Linked DNA regions of Mus musculus: region 1 is linked to region 2. The links are chromatin loops, found by intact Hi-C in ENCODE. Cell type or tissue: gastrocnemius. All regions are shown on one strand. Links, peaks and the distances in the headings refer to the core of each region. The heading gives the core; the rest is flanking DNA. Region 1 holds the start of Zfp507 (zinc finger protein 507). Region 2 holds the start of Dpy19l3 (dpy-19-like 3 (C. elegans)).

Region 1 (9,885 bases), core at 796-8,795, 49 kb before region 2:
TTAAGGGTTATTTTTATTTTTACTTTAAATTTTTGGATTTTATCTGCATGTATATAAGAGTACTTCACCCATGCCAGGTGCTCTCAGAGACACCAGATCCCCAGAACTAGACTTCTAGGCAATTGTGAGCCTCCATGTAGGTGCTGGGAATCTAACCTAGGTCCTCTCGACTAGCAGCCAGTGCTCTTAACCAAGAGACATCTCTTGGGGCCCAATCTTTCATTTTCTGAGACAAAATACTTGTTTTTAAAAGATCATAAAACAAAAGCTATATTACTTCCATCCAGTGTAGTGGCAAATGTCTGTAATCACAGCACTTGGGAGGCTGAAGCAGGAACATATGTGGCTCTAGGCCAGGGAAAATCTGACTCAAAAAGAAAAAAAAAATCTTTTTTTATACAGGTCATTTACCTCATTCAATTCTCGGCGCTAATCAGAAGACTTCCATGACTAATCCACAAGAAAGCTAAGACGAAGTGTCCTTCAGAGGTATCATAGCTTAAAAGACTGGCATTTATTCAATGTGTGTGTGTGTGTGTGTGTAGTTGTGCGTGTAGAGGTCAGAGAACAACTTTCAGGAATGATTTCTGTCTCCCTCCACTGTGTAGTCCAGGTCTTCCGGCTTGGCTATAGCACCTCTGGGGCATGTCGCTCACTCAGAAACAAGACTTCCTCAGGTCCAGTCCTGGCGGCTCACTCAGTTTCCTGCCGGTTACCAACTTGAAACTTACTGCACTTTCTGTGTTACTGAGATGTAAACACTGTGCTGGTTTCAGTTGCATCAGACTCCATGGTCACGTACATGATACAAGCCCAGGATACTGGCAGAAGTGAAACCTTTAACCTTATCAACTAATTAAGGACCCCAAAGGAGAATGAGGAGGTATGTGAGACAGGGACTTGGTTATCAGGGTCATCTCTCATCTGAGAACAGAATCAGATCCCATTGAACAGGGGCTAGATAATTGCATAAGTAAGTGTCCTATCTGGAACATGAAATCTTGCTATGGCTGCTTAATTAAATCATGATAAAACCATTCTGTGTCTGGTGCGAGGTGCTGAGAGTTCATTGTCCACAAGTTTAATGGAACAACGACTGGGTCTTTGCATTCCTTTGACTTTAAAAAACGTTTACTACAACCTTTCTGGAGAGCAACTTTTTCTAAAAAAAAAAAAAAAGTCATATTAAGCAAAACTAGTGGTGCAGGCCTTTGACATCAGTACACAGAAGAGAGAGATGGGAAATGGGAGATAGAGATGTAAAAATGGGAGATTCAAGCTAACCCGGGGCTACAGAAGTGAGTTCAAGACCAGCCTGGGTAACTCTGTGAAAGTGTATCTCAAAATAAAAAGGGAAGGGGACCTGGGGGTGTAACTCAGTGGCAAAGAACTTGGCTAGGAGGTGTGGAGTCCTGGAGTCCAGCCACAGCACTACAAAAGTGTGTGTGTGTATGTGTGCGCACATATGTGTGTGCACGTGCACATATGAACTCAGATATATATACACATGTGCATGAATGTGTAAGTGTAGGTATATGTACATAAGTGTGTACACAAACCAGCTTGGAGAGCAATGGGTTTATTTGGCTTACAGGTTACAGCATTATCACCAGGGAAGCAAGGACAATAGCTAAATCAGAGGCCATGGAGGAGTGCTGCTTACTGGCTTGCTACCCGCGGGTTGTTCAGCACACTTTCACATACAACAAGGGGAAGGGAAAACATTGTCAGATTTGATCCTGGTTCCTCCTTTCATGCTTTCCTATCTGGGGCTAACCCTAATGTCTTTCTCCTTCTAGCCTTCCATGCTAATTCCTCCTTCCCCCATACTTCGCCTCTAACTTGTAACTGAAAAGAATCCCTCAGCCCTTGATTTTCATTTCTTCACTATTTGGCCCAAATGGTGAAGGAGTCTGTGAGCCACCAGAGAGAATTCTAACTCTGCTGGTTTTCCAACACCCAAAGGCTGGTGACCTGTTTTCAAAGATTTGCTTTTATTTGTGGGGTGGGGCAGGGCGGGTATGTGAAAATGAATGCTGACACTCATGGAATCCAGAGATGCCAGACCTCCCCCACACACCTCACTCCCCCCTGACCCCCGGAGCTGGAGAGACGACTGATTGGGAGTGTTAGGATGGACCCCTGCTTACCCTTGCACAAGCTAGGAAACCCCATCTGCCCTCCTTCCTCGCAACCCCACCCACAAACAAAGGAAGGGCTCCAAGTGCCCAGGCTGTTGCAACCTCCTCCTCTGATGCTGCCAGCCACCCCAGTCCCCTCAGTCCCCAGTACGCTCAGCTCTTGGGCACAAACCCAGCTTACTGCTGACATATCATCACCCTTCGCCTACAGTCTATAAAACTACCTCACCCTAGTCCGGATGCACGATTTGCCCCGCCCGGTTCTTTGCGACCCGACCCGTGGATCCCACCTGAGAACGGCATCTAATAAACCTGGCTTTATCTATCTCTAGTCTGGTCTAATCTGGTCTATATCTGCGTCATCTGTAGCGAGAAGAAGCCCATCCATGAGCTGAGGGGGTGTGAGCTGCCTGGCATGGGTGCTGAGAACCAATACGTCTTCTGCAAGAGCAGAATCCACTCTTAACCATTCAGTCATCTCTGTAACCCCCCAGCTGGTAAACTTTTATCCAGAGACACAGCAAATAAGATGGCTGCCGTACCTAAACCATTACTTTTTCGTATGTATTTTGACGACTCAAAACCCAACCTGCTTGAAGTGGGTTCTAAATATACCAGGAAACATCCAAAAGGTATCTCACCTAACAAGGCCAGCCTGGCGCTATCACTACGATCCTCCCTAAAGTCCTTCCTCTGGCCACGCCCACCCATTGAATCCAGACCCAAGCTCGTGGCTCTGCCATTCCTGCTAGCCCCTACCTGCCGGCTTATTCTTGGGTTGAAAGCTGGGTGAGATTGCTTCTCTCAGTTTGTATTCATGGTATTAGCACAGGACCCAACAGGGTTTGTTACAGCAGAGCAGATACTTCACGGAAACAGATCCAAACGACAAACATGACGGCTCGCTCGGAGTTATTACCGCAAGCTCACCAAGTCAGACCTTACAACTCCTGAAAAATCTTTCAAGGACCGCAAGAAGGTTCAGTTGGTAAAAGAACTTTCTATCAAAGCTGCAACCCGAGTTCAACCCTTGGGACCTACACGGGAGAAAAAGTGAACCAACTCCAGAAAATTGTCCTCTGTCTTCCACACACGAATCAATAAATGCTTTTTTAAATTTTAAACATAAAAAAAAAAAAGAAAGTATTTTTGACCCAGAGCCAGCACTGCCTCTCATCAGACATACGGTTAGGACCTCTACATTTTTCAGCATACGATGCCTGAAAAAAATAATAGCTCCAATTAGAGCCTGGTATGGTGGAGACACATCTACTCTCCCAAGCTACCCTGGAGGGCTGAGGCAGGAGGTTCACAACTTCAAATGTCTGCCTGGGCTAACTACATAAGGAATTAGAAGCCAGGATGAGTTGTTTCAGGAAACTCAATAGCTCAGTGGAAGAGCATTTATCTAGGAGGTATGTGGTTCAATGGGTAAAGGTACTCGCTGCCAAGTCTGAAGGTTTGAGTTCAATATCAGAACCCATACCATGGAAGGAAAGAACAGACTCCTGAAAATTCTCCTCTGACCACAAGTCTCCACAAATAACAATAAATAAATACGTAGATAATATTTTGTGTGTGTGAATGGCTTACTTATCTGTATACCTGAGCACCATGTGTGTGTCTGGAGTCTGTGGAGGTCAGAAGAAGGCCAGAGCTTCTGAGTCCCTGGAAGTGGAGTTACACATGGTTGTGAGCCACTGTATGAGTGCTGGAAACCAAACCTGTGTCCTCTATAAGAGCAACCACGGAGCCATCGCTCCAACCCTCGCTCCAGCCATCACTCCAGCCATCGCTCCAGCCCTCGATAAACTTTAAAAAAAAAAAAAAAAAAAAAAGTCCAGCCAGATTCACAAGCACAAGGATGTAAAGAACGATGGGGTAAATGAGGGGATGAAGAATGCCCCAGCAGGTTGAGGCCACAGTGGATATCAACTGAGTTCTAGACCAACACCAGCTCTGACAGGACCTGGATGGCCACAGCATCTGCCCAGAGCCTTAAGGCCCTTTCTGCCAGAGGGCGTGGTCTGTGGTGGCTCCACCCCACCACAGCCCCGCCCACGCCGCGCGCCTCCAGGCTCACCTGACCGGCTCGCCGCTCACGTGATCTGTCTCGGCGCCGCCATCTTGGAGCCACGGCCGAGGAAGGGGCAAAAAGGGGGAAAGAGAGGGAAAGGAGTCGGGAGCGAGGCGGACGAGGGCGAGGGTACGGTGGGGTCCCGGCCGGCCAAAGGAGGCTCGCAGGAGCAGCAGCCCGCCGCCCGACCGCAGGTACCGCGCCCCGGGCCGCCCCTCCGCTTGAGCGCCGCCGGCCATGTGCGGCCTCGCTGGTGACGCCCGCTTCCTCCTCGCCGGTGACGCCCGCGGCACTGCCACGCACCCGAGCCTGAGCTCCAGGGCCCTGTGTGTACTGTCGTCCCTCTGTCGGGCCTGTGGAGACCCCGGGCCCGCCGTGCCGCTGGGGGTGGGGGTCCCGTTGCTCCCCAGGTCCCGCTGAAGCGCCTTTGCCTTCTGGAGACGTGAAAGCGCTTAGGCCAGCCAGGATGGAGCTTAAGTTTCTTTAATCCCCCGTCCTTTAAGCACTGCGTGGTGTAGGAAATGCCAGCGCAAACGAAAAATAGCAATCGTGGCCTCCCACACGTACACATCCTCTGGGATTGACTGATCTTTCCAGAGATCGCTGAGACCATTGGTGAAAGTGCCCACCTTTCCAGACCTGGGGCATCCCGATCGTTGTTTGGAGTCCGAGGCCTGGGTGATTAATTAGGTCCAGGCAGCCACCCCCACCAAAGGTTGCTGACAGTGGACAGGAATTTGCTTTCAGTCTACATGGCCCAAGGCAATTACTGGATTTACCCCCTTTTCTGTCTGAGTTTGTACTTTCTACTCTACTGGTCTGATTCTGTGTATGGATTGCTATATTGATTAAAAAGAGAAAGTTTGACCCTTCATTCCTTTACCATGGTAACTCTGGAAACTCGGAGGATGCCCTAGCGGTGTACTAATTTTACTTAACTGTAATCGCTAAGTTACTTTCTAAGGGAACCGAATAAGCCTACTTTAAAGCAACAATAGGAAAACAGTAGCCAAAAAAAAAAAGGAGGACCAGGGCAGGAAACTGCTTTGGAGAATATATAGGTCAAGCCACGTTGTCGCATCTTTTCATGGTACTCTTCTGCCCACTGTGTTTGACTAATTTACATAATCACCCCTTAGGCTGTAATTTCGGTTAAAGTTAGAATAGCAATATGTCATTTATTATTCCATATTGGTTAGAAAATTATGTCAGTAAAAGCAGTAGTTTGCTGAGTGAATTACTTACATGGAGGGGGAGGTTTAAAATATACAATTGTTAGAAGTTTTCCAGGCTGATTTGTTTTAGCTTCTGCAAAATCCTCTACTTGTTAAGTAAATTATGTAAATTTGCCTCACACAATTACATTGCATGAACAGCTTTCCGAAATTTCTTTTCAATGTTAAGTATTGGAAGTTTCTTCACTGCCGAAATAAGTTACTGTGTTTCGCCCGCCAATGGAGAGACGTGTTTGATGGTGTTTATTTCCTTCTTGGCCACAGCTGGATTGTGAATATCGATCCAGGAGACTATCTGTTTCAGAAATTGATTGGAAAGACACTGGCTCTGCCACTAACAGCCATGTAACCTTGGGTAAGTCACTTACATCTCACTGAGATGCCTTATTTATAAACCGCCACCACTGTGACTGGACCCACAGAACTCTGAGCAAACGAAGCTGTTTGCTGCTGCCTAGCATCCATCCGGTGCTGTTACTTGATCATGCTCACCTTGAGCATGGAAAGGGAAATCGGTATACTAGGGAAAGCGTGGTTTGAGTTCTGAAGCCAGGCACTGTTTCACGTCTGTGAGCCTCAGAGGTGTTCCTTGACACTTTGTGTCCAAAGAAGGGCTTGGCCACCAGGAATTACAGGAATATTACAGGAAATGGACGCAGGCCTAATTCTGGGTTTGCAGCTCCAGGACAGGTGGTCTTCAGCGCTATGTTTGGCATGTGTGTTTCATAAATTACAATGAAGCTGAACACTACTTGATGTTAGCTACGACTGTGTTTTAATTGTAGCTGCAAAGTCAAAATATTGTCCCAGGCTAGGTGCAGGTAAGACACTCTATACTATGAAACCAGTATACTTCTGTATTTATACTCCAGTTTTTCTCTCAGTTGCTATTATTACATTGAGCTGAGAAGATTTTAAATAAATTGTAACTGACCTTTGTAAGATGTGAAGTAAAACTAGCTTTTAGGTTACTTTTAATAGGCAGTTTGTGATTCCATCTCTAAAAGTTCATCCAGCTTTCCCCTCACATTTCACACCAGAAGAAGCTAAAACAAAGAGTGACTCGCCTGGATCATGCAGCCAGGGCACTTCAGAGAACAGAGGAACCCTACCTTCTTTTGGCTAAAACAGATGTCTGAAAGAGTGTGAAATTCATTGGCCATCGCTTCTGTTGTTTTGGTGTGGGGTTTTGTTTGTTTATTTACTTAGTTGGAAAAACGAAATGCATACTCTAAAAGAAGATTTCTTTATATCGTCTTTCTCTCTTTGTATATACCCAGAAAATTAGAGCCTTTCTTCAAGCCCACATGAATCATTTCGCTCAGTTCTACATGTAGCCATACTGCTATAACTAAAAGGAACTAATTACATACACAAATACACCAAATAGCAAATTACAAGAAAATAAAGACAACTGAATTTGTTCACTTTTCTTGGGAAAGACATTAATTACAAGCTTTTCCCTGTGGATGACTGTTGTCAGGGACTCGGTATGAAAGACTGTAGAACACTGCTGGTTTAGGAGAGTACCTAATTCACTTGTTCTGACTGGGTCTTCTGATCTAGTGGTTACAAAAAAGCTATCTCCCTCGTGGCTAACATTTCTAGGCTTGTGTCTTGGTGAACCTTGCAGTGCAGTGATTTTTATCTGTTCACTACCTTAGAGAGCATGCTAATTCCTATTGTAAGATGTTCGTGTTAGAGTTTTAGAGTAGGCTTTCTCATTTCTCAACCTTTCTTGTCACTCTTAGCCTTGCATTTACAGCAGAGAAGCAAATAGCTCTCAAATCAGGATAACTGAAGGAGGTTATATTTACAAAGATAATATTACCAGGTATTGGCCTTCTATTCGCAGGCCACAGAGTGATGGTGTTAGTGGGAGAAGCAGCATCAGGAGAACAGAAGTGCCAAAGCCAGAAATAGATTTGTAGAGAGCAGCCATCCAGGAAGAACTGACCTGTTAAGAAGCAACCAATCCGGGGCTGGTGAGTTGGCTCAGTGGTTAAGAGCACCGACTGCTCTTCCGAAGGTCCTGAGTTCAAATCCCAGCATCCACATGGGGCGGGGGAAAAAAAAACTAAAGAACAAAAAGCAACCAATCCAGGGTGACCTAGAAGCAGAAACCAGGACATTGACTGCCCTGTTCCTTCTCACCTGTGTTCCTCTCCATTTGCAGTGCCCTGCCAGAGGACTAGGAAGCAGAGTCCCATAGAGAGAAGGCCACAAGGGGCCCAGAGAGCACAGGTGGTGATGTCTCCACACCCCTAGATGCTGGGGACTAAGATGGAACTTTCTGGTTTCTTTAACAGTTCGGTTACATCGAGTGATGTTTTTCTGGACGCTGTCTTGTGAGAGGGCATGTGACGTTTTACTGAACATAAACACTTGAGCGGACTCATGATATTTAGGAAGAATATAAATAGAGCCCCACAAACACTGAGAAAACGCGCTTGCATTGCAGTACCACGTACTTCTTTGCTGGTGTTCACTTTGTAGAGAGAAACACACCAAAGAACTTCTCATGGTATTCCGGCTGATTCTGGCCGCTTCTGCTAACTGGTGCCAATTTGGCTGAGCCTTGCTGTTTCTGCTGGATTGTGCCACTACTGCTGATTCATGGTTGGTGTTTGCTATTTAACTGGACTGTTGGTATCCGACAATAAAGATTGGAATTACCCCAAGGGACTACTTCTAAACAGGTCCACAACTCTCTTTTCCTAGTAACCTTCTTTTTCCCCTACTTCTGGTTGATGGGTTAGAAGGAAGATTGCAGAGTTTAAGAACCCTAAATAAAGTAAGTTTTGAACAATCTAACCCTACAGGGACCAGTGGATATACTGCCTTTTCCAGAAGCCTTGTGCTTGCTCTCTGCGCAGAGGAGCCTTCTCTTACTTAGGATTTGGCCATATATACTTAGCCTTCATGTTACCACAGCGTTGGAAAGCCAACATTAGTCTTCTCTAGCTTCTCCATGTGCTTATCTATGTTCACCTTCGAGTAACTATGTCAGTGTAAAAGCCTGGCCTACCTACTTGCTGTGTGCCTTGCACATGGTGATGTTGAGGGTGGGTGTATTTGGTTTGTTTTTATTATGAAAAACTTTAGTCATTTGTACAAGTAGAAAGAAGAGTATAATGAAGAGGTAATCATGCCACCTTCACTGACAGAATTACTTCTCCCTCTATCACCTTCTTCCACAGTCCTACCCTACTTTTGTCCCCCAGCATCATTTCTTTCAGCTGTGTTTGCTTCGGTCTCTTAAGTCCAAGGATGGAATTCAGATTATCGTGATCCGTGGTGTGATTTGAGTCACTAGTACTGTATGCTGACTCTTTTTCATCTCTAGTTCAAATGAATTTTATTAGCTCACTTGACATATTAAATTATATATAAATATCTACATATTTATATGTACAATGTATATAGTACACATAGGCTGCATGAATGCCATAAGGAAAAAAATAGGAAATTAAAGACGTAGTTGGTTTTAGTGACCTCCTCTCTTGTGTACAGTGGCTGTTTGTGACCTTTTATTTAACAGACTTTCCTTTTAATGAGTTTTTGCTTGCTTGTTGGTTTTGCCTGCAGACCTAAACTGGTTTTTTCAGGTGCTTCTTGATGCGTTTTATGTTGTCATATCGGTTTGATAGCTGCCTTACTGTACTTATCCCCAAATGTATGCAGCCTCTAAAATGAGATACTTACATAAATGTTCTAGGGAAATTGGAGCATCTGCTGCAAGTTGCCATTAGCTCTTAATGCCTGAGCACACGCAGCTCTGAAAGTGAGTGTGTGTCAGAGTCTTTTGTATTAGCCGTTTTCTTGGGCTAAGATGAACTCCTCCTCTTGACTTCACTTTCTTTTTAAGAAGCACACTGAACTATCCATGGGGAGCAATTTGCACTGCTCTGTCTTCCTCCTGTTGGATCATTAAGTAGAAGAGAGGAATCAGGAGTCACCTTTGTAACACTAGGTGTGAAGTCTGTTGAACAAACATTAAATGTTCACCAAGTTATCAGCTAGCCTGTGTGGCTCTTACACCCACAGGAAGGGAGATCTTGTATTTACAATACTATACGTTGTATCTGGCCAAGAAACTGAAAATGCTGTGAATTTGTTACTTTTATTATGTAACTAATATATTGTTAACAGTTGAACTGAATGGCAACAGAATTCCTTCAGTTATGACCCCACAGGGGAATCAGCAGTCACATGAAGAACCACAGCTTCCCTTGGCCAAAACCCACTGGGTTCTTGTTTTGCTTCAAGTGTGTCTGTGCATCTACTTGCATGAGTCGTCTTTTCTGCTAAAGAGTCACTGTTTCTGCTAAAGTAGCTCACCAGCCAATCCCCAGGCTGATTCCACCTCACTCCACCTGACTCCCTGACTCCATCCCCAGTGCTGGGGTTATAGGTGTGTGCTACAATGCCC
Region 2 (9,885 bases), core at 594-8,593:
ATATATCATACATTAAATTTTATATATTATATAAAAATTACTTATATATCTATAAATATATACCCTAATATCCAGTTAAATGGGAATATATAAAAGGAAATATACATCATGCCATGTCCATATTGATGATCAGTATTGCATTGATTACCTATCACTGTATATATAATAAAAGCCCCCTTCCCAAACCTGTCCCCTCACAACAATAACCATCTACTGTCTCAGAGTTTCGATGTATAAGAGTGATAAGCAGAGGTGGTTCTGCCCAGGATGGATCCTGCTATCAGCCGAAGCTGTCCAGGAGCTCCCCGATCTACTAACAGGGTAGCTCACTGGCAAGTGGCTGACTGGAGGCTGCTCCACAGGCCGCTGGGGTAGCCTCAAGACATAACCCTGAAATCCTCCCCTAAGTGAGCAATCCAACAGAAGCCAAGGCTGACACTGGACTGCCCTGTGTCCTAGCCTCACAATTCAGTCATACAGAACTGGGGCTTCCAGCCCCAGCCCAAATCCTGTGAAAGTGAGAAGGGAGAAAGGCTGCCCCCTGCTGTCTCCACCATGAAGTGATCAGCCCACCTTTACATTGCCCTCCCTCTACCACAGACGCCTAGGAAACCCCCAGGTTTCAGAGGTTATGTCTTGAGGCTACTCCAACAGCCTGTGGGGAGAGCCCTGTGAGCAGCAACTAGCCTAGAGCCAGCTGCCAGCCCTGCGGTGGCTGATCAGGCAGTTCTAGGTCAGCTTTCCTGAGCAGAACCAGCTCTGCCTATGTTAACAAAACAAAACAAACAAACAAAAAACCCAACTCCCCTATAAGTTGTTAAACACTTCAAGCCTGCTTTTATTTTTCTCTTTTGATGCGTCCCACGGTCCTGACTGCTCAAGTCAGAAACCTAGGAGCCCGCAGAGCTTCCTCCCTCTTCTTACATAATCCGTACAGACACCCACACTACTCCAGCTGCACGGAGCACCTAAATATCCCAGATCTGCTGCGTTTTCTTCATCTCCATGGCTATCACCCAAGTTAATACTTTTTAAAAGACTTACTTCTATTTAAAAACGTTTAACAATGTCTTTTATGTCTATGTTTTGCGTCTGCACTGTATGGATGCATTGCCCACTGAGGCCAGAAGAGGGCATCAGATCCCAGAGGACAGGATTCACTGAGAATGTGGGTACTGGCAATCCAATGGAGGTTCTCTGAAGGGGAAGCCAGTGCTCTTCGCGGCTGAGACATCTCTCCAACCACCCCCTTATTTATATTTTTTTATGAATGTTTTGCCTGCAAGTCTGTATACCCCGTGCATGCTTGACGCCCTTGGGGATCAGAAGATGGCATTAGATCTCCTGAAATGGGAGTTACAGATGGTTGTGAGCCACCATGTAGGTGCTAGGAACTGAACCTGGGTCCTGTGACTTTAAGTATGATTCTAATTACATCTTTAAGATCCAGTTTTATTTGTGTGTCTGTGTCTGTGTGTGTGTGTGGGGGGGGGGGGGCGGAGGGGTCCCAGGGAGCCAGAAGAGGGTGTTGGAGCATCTGGAACTGAAGCTACTGACTCACATGGGTGTCGGAGCCTAACTGTGGTGCACCAAGTACTCAATCTCTGAGCCATCTCTCCAGCCCCTCCTCTTGCTTTCTTCATTCATCAGAGTGATTCCCGAGGGACACCTGTCAGCACTGCCACTGACAACATCACAGGAGAGCAGGAAGGCTCTTTATAGGACTTTTATTGTATGTGTATCGGTGTTTTACCCGAATGTATATATGTGCACCATATGCCTGTCTGATGCCCACAGAGGCCAGAAGAGAGCATCAGATGCCCTGGAACTGGAGTTACAGATGGTTGTGAGCTGCCACATGGATTCTGGAACCAAACCTGGGTCTTTTGGAGGAGCAGCCCTTAGCTGTTGAGCCATCTCTGCAGCCCTAAGGTAGGATATTTTTAGTGTAAATAAAGGTTAGTAAGCATCGCCCTTGAAACTCCAATCTGGGGGGGAAAGGAATGAGGCCCAAAGGTCAAGTACACTCGGGCCTTAAAGCAGACCCTGTTTAACATAAGATCCATGAGAGGAACTCATCATTTCTGTTAGCAAACTTTACAGCAAGTATTCTGTGCTGGGATCCTTGCCTGCAGCTGGCGAGGGTTCATCTAGATCTGCAGTGGAATGGGGGAAATTCCTTCTCCTTCCTCCATAATTTCCCTTGCCTTTCTATCGTGCTTCACTACAACTCATCGTCTTGCTGCATGCTTGTGACAAGCCAGTACTCTATGTCTCTGCATATGGCCCAGGCAAGAGTTGGACTTGTCATCCTCCTGCGGCAGCCTCCTTCCTCAGCAGGACTACAGGAGCGCCATCTAAGACCTTAAATCTCAGACTTTACTCTTAGTGCGCACCCACTTTCTATGAGAAGCACTACGACCCGACGTTCTTATGACAGTTCTTGCCTCGTGTTACAGACATGAAGCAGCAGCTGAATACTGTTCCCCTCAGGGACATGCGCCTCACACCAGTTACATGTTCCACAAATCACTTTAAGTAGGTGTGGGGTGAGGGGCTATCTAATAAAGCATTCTGAGCAGTGTGTTCTTGGTATTAACAGTCGACAACCAAAAGAGAAAAAGATCTATCAGGGACAGGTAGCTAAGAAAGGCAGGGTGTATGGAACAATTTTTGTTGGAATTAGATGACAGGCTGCCTTTTCGTAGGTACTGATCTCAGTGGGCCATCCACTACCAAAACTCAGTCTGGCGCACACCTTCCTTTAGTCACAGCACTCAGGAGGCAGAGGCAGACGTGAGGCCAAATTGGTCCACACGCAATTTCAGGCCAGCCAGAGCTAGAAAGTGAGACCCTGTCTCAAAGAGAGGGAAAAGATGCTGACAAGCAGTTTAAAGATAAGAGGAACATCTAGGACTCAATACTGAAGGTGCATGTTAAGGAGGAGAATTAACAACAAAGGCCAGAGCAGTACTACGGCGGCGGCGGGAGGATGGGTGTGGATGGGTTGGGGGTGTGGGGACTGAGAGGCATGTCTTTGGAGACCCAAAAGTGTCTGCGGATTTTATCACTAAACAACGTCGAAAGTGCATATAGCCGGACATTGGAGGCAGGAGGTAGAGCTGGGAAGGTCCCCCGAGACTGGGTAACCTTTCTTCGGGGCACCAGGGACTCCGAACACAGGAACAAGCCAAGCTTAAGACCTGCCTCGGAGCCTAACACCCCCAAAACAGCCCTCTGAGCGGAAGTGTACCTCTTCCTTCCGGTGTGCGCCGCACGAGACGGGGCGGGGCAGCGCGGGAGGCGGGGGCGGGGCCTTGCGTTGACGAACAGCTGCCGGGACCAATGAATGCAGCGGTAGCGGCCCGGCCTCCCCGGCGCGCCCCTTCCCCGGGCTGTAGACGCCCCCCAGGCCCATCCTTGCAGCGCGCCGCACAGAGCCGGGAACAGCTGGGTCCTCCTAGTCTTCACCTCGCTGTAGCCCGTGAAGTGGGCGCGTCCCTAAGGCCTGGGTGCTCGGGGTGCTTCTTTGCCAACCCGAGCCGCCCCTGAGGACTGCTGAGGCCGCAGGTCTGTGGCTGGGGGTCGGGCCGCGAGGGGACTGGACGCGCAGTGTCTACGGGACACGTGGGCGGGGCGTGGGAGGGAGCGTCTCAGAGCGGGAGCGAGTGTCGCGAGGTTCCCCGGGCCGGCTAGCACCTGGTCCTCGCGTGGGCTCGCCAGGTGCGCAGGGGAGTGGCTCCAGGTGCGGGGGAGTGGCGCGCGTCCTGGTCAGTAGTCCAGGAATTGCCTTAGGGTCTCTTTGCTAATGTCTGGCAGGGCTTTGAGTCCGGCTGGCCGGAGCAACTTTTTGTTTCCTAGTTGGGGAGGCTGTTGCCATGCAGACGGGAAATGTAATTAGCACCTGGCATGTTTGTTAACTTTCTGCTTTACCAGGCTCAGGGTAGATGTAAGGTGGGCCCCCTGTATAGCCCTAACCCGCCGAGGGCTAGCAGGGAGGGTATAACTCCTCAAGAGGGGACAGGATTCCAGCTGTGGCTGCAAGACTTTGAAAAGATTTCTTCTCTCCCCCCCCCCCCCCCGTTTCTTGTGCTTTTTGAGCACACTGCATTTGAGTCTGTGTTCAGTCTGAGCATTTTTGAATGAATGAATCTTAACAAAAGCATTGTGTGGTGTTGGCTTCCTCTGTTGTATTTAGCAAGAGCCTTTCCGTTAGATAAACATAGACTTTGGTAACTAGAGTGCAGGTTGGATTAGCTGCCGAAACAATCGCGTCTGGCTACTCCTCATCTTTAATAGATAATTAGTAAAACGCTATTCATTAGTCAGAGGAACCAGGCAAGATGTTCCCGGGGGACTGAAGCCAGCTTACTCACCACCACCACACCCCCGCCTCCCCCTCATAGCTTCCAAACTAGGTAACTGCTCCCGCAGCTACACCCACAGTTGCTCCCCAGAGAGAGCAGCCACCCTGACTGGCACAGCCCCGCACTGTCTTACTGTCTTTGACATCCAGGCATAAAGCTTAGCAGGGATTTTTTTTTTTTTTCAAAGAACACAGGTGCTAAAATTCAGGTATCAGAAACAGTGTTTCAGTTCTTCAAAATCTGGCTGTCACAAGTTTACTAGGAATCCCTCCCACGTGGTCAGTTCTGTGGGAATAAATCAGACCCACTACTTTCTGTAGGAACTGTAGAAAATAATGTAAAACTGTGTCACGCAACAAATCCCACAGTTAGTGTTACGGAATCAGGGAGGGAAAACATCACAAGGGTGCAGCATCCAAGATGGCTTCCTGGAAGAAGTCCTGGGCATCTTCACGTGGCTCACCTGTATCCCTACCTGTATCACTCCCTCTTGGCAGTGCCTGCTGGAGGAAAGGTGCTTCGTCAATGTGGTTTAGTTAAACATTTGTGTTGTATCTTTAAAGGCTGATTAAGATTTGTTTGGGAGGGTCTGCTGAGCAGGGGACAGCAGGCTAAGACAGGCCATTTAAGCACATAAGGGTGTGTTGGGTAAAGTGGGTGCTGACATTTCCATGGGGCATTCATCTGGATGTTGTTTGTAGGAGTGGTTGGAAGAACAATGCGTATGAGTCTTTGACATCATGATGTACATCCGGCAAAGAAAAGAGACAAAACCCATAGAAGTTTCTGAGGATTTTCCATCACCAAAAGAAGATGTGAAGTTGGAAAAGAAATTGCCATCTGGTAGGTGGTTGGAACTAAAGCAGTATTTTGGATTACTTTTCCTTCTGCGTATTAACATATGTCACGATCTAATAGGGTAAAAAAAAAAATTGGTGCGATGTATGAAGGACACTTGTTCCAGCACCCAGAAATTCTGACTGTACTCTGATTATATTGGCTTTTCAGCTGTAATCAGTAAAACGGCTTTGATGAGAAGAAATCCTTGGTAAGTTATGTGTTGATTAAATTACAGTGGCAGTGTCATTAGGTCCTTTAGAGAGATGCTCTGCCTGCCCTAGCCAACTGTCTCTTTCGACGGGTACCTTGTCTGGTGTGCCCTGCGCGTGTGTGCTGCCCCTTCCAGGTACCCTCATCTTGGCTTAGTCTCATTTCACTAAAGCCTTTGAAAAAGAGATTTAACATTTTGTATTCAGGCAAATTCTTGAAGTTACCTCTTTTTCTTTATTTAGGCAGTGGGTAGGAAGGGAAGGAAAAAAGAACTTGGTGAATTGTTTATATAATGTTGAGCAGTTGCTAGGTAATTAAATGTGGCCAAATTTCTTTTAGTGAGCATAAAGAACTCCACACCCATCAGCCATTTTCTGTATGGGACATAATTAATCCTTTGTAGGCCAGTGAATTCTTAGCAGCCAGAGCTAGTAGGTAGCAGAGAAAGCTGTTTAATAAGATAAAAGGTCTCTCAGTTGGAAAGCTGGACCATTTGGCCAAGCTGATGAAAGGCATATTAGGTAATTTGGAGTAGTTTCTGATGGTGTGCAGTTAAAATCTATGTTAGATTGTGTCTTTTTTTTTTTTTTAATTACATGTATTTATTTGCCTTGTATATGTGGTGGCTGAACAGGGCATGCATGTGAGGCTCTGAGGACAACTAGCAAGAGACTGTTCTCTCTTCCCACCTTGTGGGTTAAAGAAATTCAACTCGGGTCATCAGGCTGAGCAGCAAGCATCCCCACTCACTGGCTGCCTCGCCAGCCCCTGGCTTGGTCCTTGTTTCTGAAGATGTATTTGTGTATTTTTACGTGTATGAGTGTTCTGCCTGCACATGCACTACATGTGTGTCTGGCGTCCCCTGAGGTCAGAAGTGGGTATTGGCTTCCCTAGAACTGGAGTTACAGTTGGTTCTGAGCCACCATATGGGTGATAGGAACTGAACCCGGGTCCTCTGCAAGAGCAATGAATGTTCTTAACTCCTGAGCCATTGTTCCAGCCCCCATTTTGTTTTATTTTTTAATTTAAAAAACAAACAAAAAAAACAACCAACAACTTTGAAGATGGCTCATTTTATGAAATCACATCAGAAAAAAAAAAAAAAAAAAAGCAACCTTGAAAATAAAAGACAATTTTAAAAAGAAGGAAAACCTGCTTCGGCCAACCTGCTCATCCAGGGAGTAGATGACGGTATTCATCTTGCTGCGTGAATGTTTCGTCTGCACGTGGCTACCCTCAAGCAGCCTTATAAAGCGAAGCAAGAGCCATGCGCTGCTCTGGAGCACGCTGCTCTTCCCGTTCCTTGTCCTGAGCCCTTCATAAGTACACCAACTGCATGTGCCTGGCTGTCAGAAAGAGGAAGGAACCCTCAGAGGTCAGAAAGGGGCATCAGGTTCCCTGGATCTGGGGTTACAGTTTAAGTCACTATGTTAGGTACTGAGAATGGAACCTGTGTCCTCTGTAACTGCAATAAGTGCTCTTAATTCCTGAACCATTTCTCCAACCCCCTAGATGTTAGATTATTTAAATCCAGTCCTGTATTAGTTAGGGTTTCCATTGCTGTGATGAAATACTATGAGCCAAAAGTGACTTGGAGAGGAAAAGGTTTATTCAACTTACACTTCCACATTGCTCTTTATCACCAAAGGAAGGCAGGGCAGGAACTCAAATGGGGCGGGAACCTGGAGGCAGGAGCTGATGCGGAGGCTGTGGAGGGACGCTGCTTACTGGCTTGTTCCTCGTGGCTCGCTCAGCCTGCTTTCTTACAGCACCCAGGACCACACTTTGCATAGCCCACAGGCAGTCAGTGACTAGGAAAATCCACTACAGCCTTGCCTGCAGCCCACCTTAGGGAGGCAACATCTCAACTGAAGTCTCCCTGCTTCTCAGCAGAGTCTAGCTTGTATCAAGTTGACATAAATACAAGCCAGCACATTTCCAAAGCAGTCCTAAGCTCCAGTTACATATATCCCTCTGCCGTTGTGGGTCATGCCTGACAGGTGCTCTACCACTGAGCCACACCCCCAGCTCATGTATCAGCCATTTTAAGTTCCATATTTACCAAGAACTTTGAAAATACAGCTCATTCTCTTTCCAGTGGTGGGGAATTTGAGTGGATTTTAACAGGTTTTCTTCTGTTGGCTACAGTTATTGGCCATTTGTCTCCTTTGCTCATTGGTGTTTTATATCCTTACTCTGTTCCTTACTAGAATATTCATCCTTTCTGACATCCTTAAACCTCCTACCTTTGTATTTTTCTAGTGCGCATGTCTTCTGATTTATGCTCTATCGTTTCTGTAACTTTCATTTTTAATTACGCGTCTGTGTGTGTTGGTGTGTAGGTTGTACAAATGAGCACCGGACAGATGAGGGCACCCACTTCCCTGCACCTGGAGTCACAGGTGGTTGTGAGCTGCCTGAAGCCAGTGCTGGGAACCAAACCCCGGTCACTGCAGGAACAGCCAGTGAGATTAACAGTGGAGCTGTCTCTAAGTTCTTAATTTCGTGTTTCATGTGTTTCTCTTTTCTAAAAGGTTGTGCCTCTGGAAGGTTCTGGAAGATCCTGTCATCCGCAGTTGGCGGAACTGTGGCTCTTTGCATTGGACTTCTTACATCCGTTTACCTGGCCACCCTGCATGAGAACGATTTGTGGTTTTCCAATATTAAGGTATGGGGCATCTCGGACCGTTGTGTGATCAACTCATTTGTTTCCCCGGTAGCTGACCACGTAGATGAGTGACCGAGACCACACAGTTGAACCATGAGGACCAACCCAGTCTCTCATCCTGGCATGAGAGTACGTATCTGTAATCCTGGGACTCAGGAGGTGGAAATAGGAAGATCAGACATTCAGAGGTCTGCCTGGGTTATACGAGACCTTGTCCCCTCAAAGGAAAAAATAATCCAGGATCTTGAAAGAGTTTGACTCTAGGGTAAAGACTTACGTGTTCATCATTTAAAAATAGCATCAGGATTTGTCTAATCAAATGAGGGTCTCACTGGCTATGATTGTGTCTGGATTTCCCCAGCCCTTGAGAGAAAGAGGCAGAAGGGTTGTAAATTGAATTTGAGGCTAGCCTGGGCTACTTAGTAAGACCCTGTGTGAAAAACATAAAAAGCAAAGTGAAGACTTGAGTTCAGCTCTCTAGCACCCATGTAAAGAGCCAGGCAGAGTGGTGTGTTCTGACACTGGTGAGTTCTGAAGCTGGTGTAGTGGTTGTGAGTCCTGCTCTCCAGTGCAGTGCAGTGCAGTGGTACCACCACATGATGGAGTAGGCATGAGGGCTGGCAGTGCAGTGCAGTGGGGTATGATGGAGTAGGCATGAGGGCTGTCAGTGCAGTGCAGTGGTACCACCACATGATGGAGTAGGCATAAGGGCTATTTTGTTACTTTTCGTTTTGATTGCATGTACCTGTGTACAAACTGGGCAGAGGTAGAAAGTTTATTTCTTAGATTTATATTTTTCTGTCTGTTGGTTGCAATAGGCATAAAGAAAAGCAGAGACTATTGGAGCCCGCCTCCCCATCTGGAGCTTCAGACCTTGCTATTGCTGTGTGTGGATGGCTTTGAGTGGAAAAGTCATTATTTGTTTAGAGTGGGGGACCACACCGACTCTCGGGACATTTTGTTTTCTCTCTGTCTTTCTCAGAACTTCTAGAACTTCCTGGAATAGTTTCAGGGCTGGTCTGTGACTTCACGGAATGAAATATGCACATTGCCAGGGTTTTTTGAGCCTTCCCATTTTCCTTAAGGTTTATCTTATTATTTATATACAGTGTGCACATAGCTCCGGCCTGGGAGAGACCAGCGAAGAGCATCAGATTCCCTGGAGCTAGAGCTGGTAGTGCTGGGAACTGAACCCTGGTCCCCTGGCAGAGCAGCAAGTGCACTCAGCTGCTGAGCCGTCTCTCCAGCCTGGGGTAATGCTTCCTTAGGAACGTGAAGATCTTTATTTTGAATAAAGACTAAAATACCTCTGTGGGACTATGTAGCCAAAGGTAAACGCTAGTAGCAGTGTGGTAGGAAGACGTGTTGAAAGAAATCATGGAATTAATTACTATTAATTCATTGAATCCAGCTCTCTAAAGTTTATGAGTGGCCTTGCTCACATCCTTAAAAAGCCGTACTCCATCGAGATGCTTGGACACCCTTGACTTTCCCTGGGTCAGAGTAGTCACAGTGCTGCTTTTAAGCCAGTCTGGGTCAAGCGCCCATTTTGTGAGTCACACTGAACTAAATTCTGTGGAGGACGCGGAAGGAGTAACCAGGGCTTGGGCTTCGTCTAAGCGGGGTAAATGTGGGCTAGACACCCACCTTGTCAAGCAGACACTGTGCCTCATGGTAAGATGGGACCCTACCTCCGTGTGATACTCGAGGAGGATACAGGCAAGGCTCCAGAGAGTGGCACTTATCCTGAACACGTACGTGTCCAGGCCAGGAGGCAGGAGACTTGGGTGTGGTAGTGTG

What was found. A loop is a pair of places that touch in the nucleus more often than their neighbours do. Peaks named below come from ENCODE experiments on the same cell type or tissue, not always from the same donor. Only the 100,000 strongest peaks of a DNase experiment are listed, where the experiment ranks them.
Region 1: a loop joins it to region 2, with 2.2 times the contacts of the local background. A loop is called at or near these places in 6 of 42 quality-filtered maps.

Annotation. Positions count from the first base shown.
Region 1 is chr7:35,797,361-35,807,245 of GRCm38, reverse strand. It overlaps Zfp507 (zinc finger protein 507), which reads left to right and starts at 4,257. Exons shown (of 7, transcript NM_177739.3): 1 at 4,257-4,412; 2 at 5,718-5,808. E130304I02Rik (RIKEN cDNA E130304I02 gene) reads right to left here and starts at 4,654. Exons shown (of 3, transcript NR_033567.1): 1 at 4,225-4,654. In gastrocnemius, for the core only: no CTCF peak of the experiment used is centred there; a DNase peak (open chromatin) is centred at 4,215; H3K4me3 peaks cover 1,969 bases; H3K27ac peaks cover 1,203 bases.
Region 2 is chr7:35,747,940-35,757,824 of GRCm38, reverse strand. It overlaps Dpy19l3 (dpy-19-like 3 (C. elegans)), which reads left to right and starts at 3,371. Exons shown (of 19, transcript NM_178704.3): 1 at 3,371-3,570; 2 at 5,069-5,210; 3 at 7,952-8,085. The coding sequence starts at 5,108. In gastrocnemius, for the core only: a CTCF peak has its summit at 1,108 (motif pointing right); DNase peaks (open chromatin) are centred at 3,319 and 4,438; H3K4me3 peaks cover 2,747 bases; H3K27ac peaks cover 3,911 bases.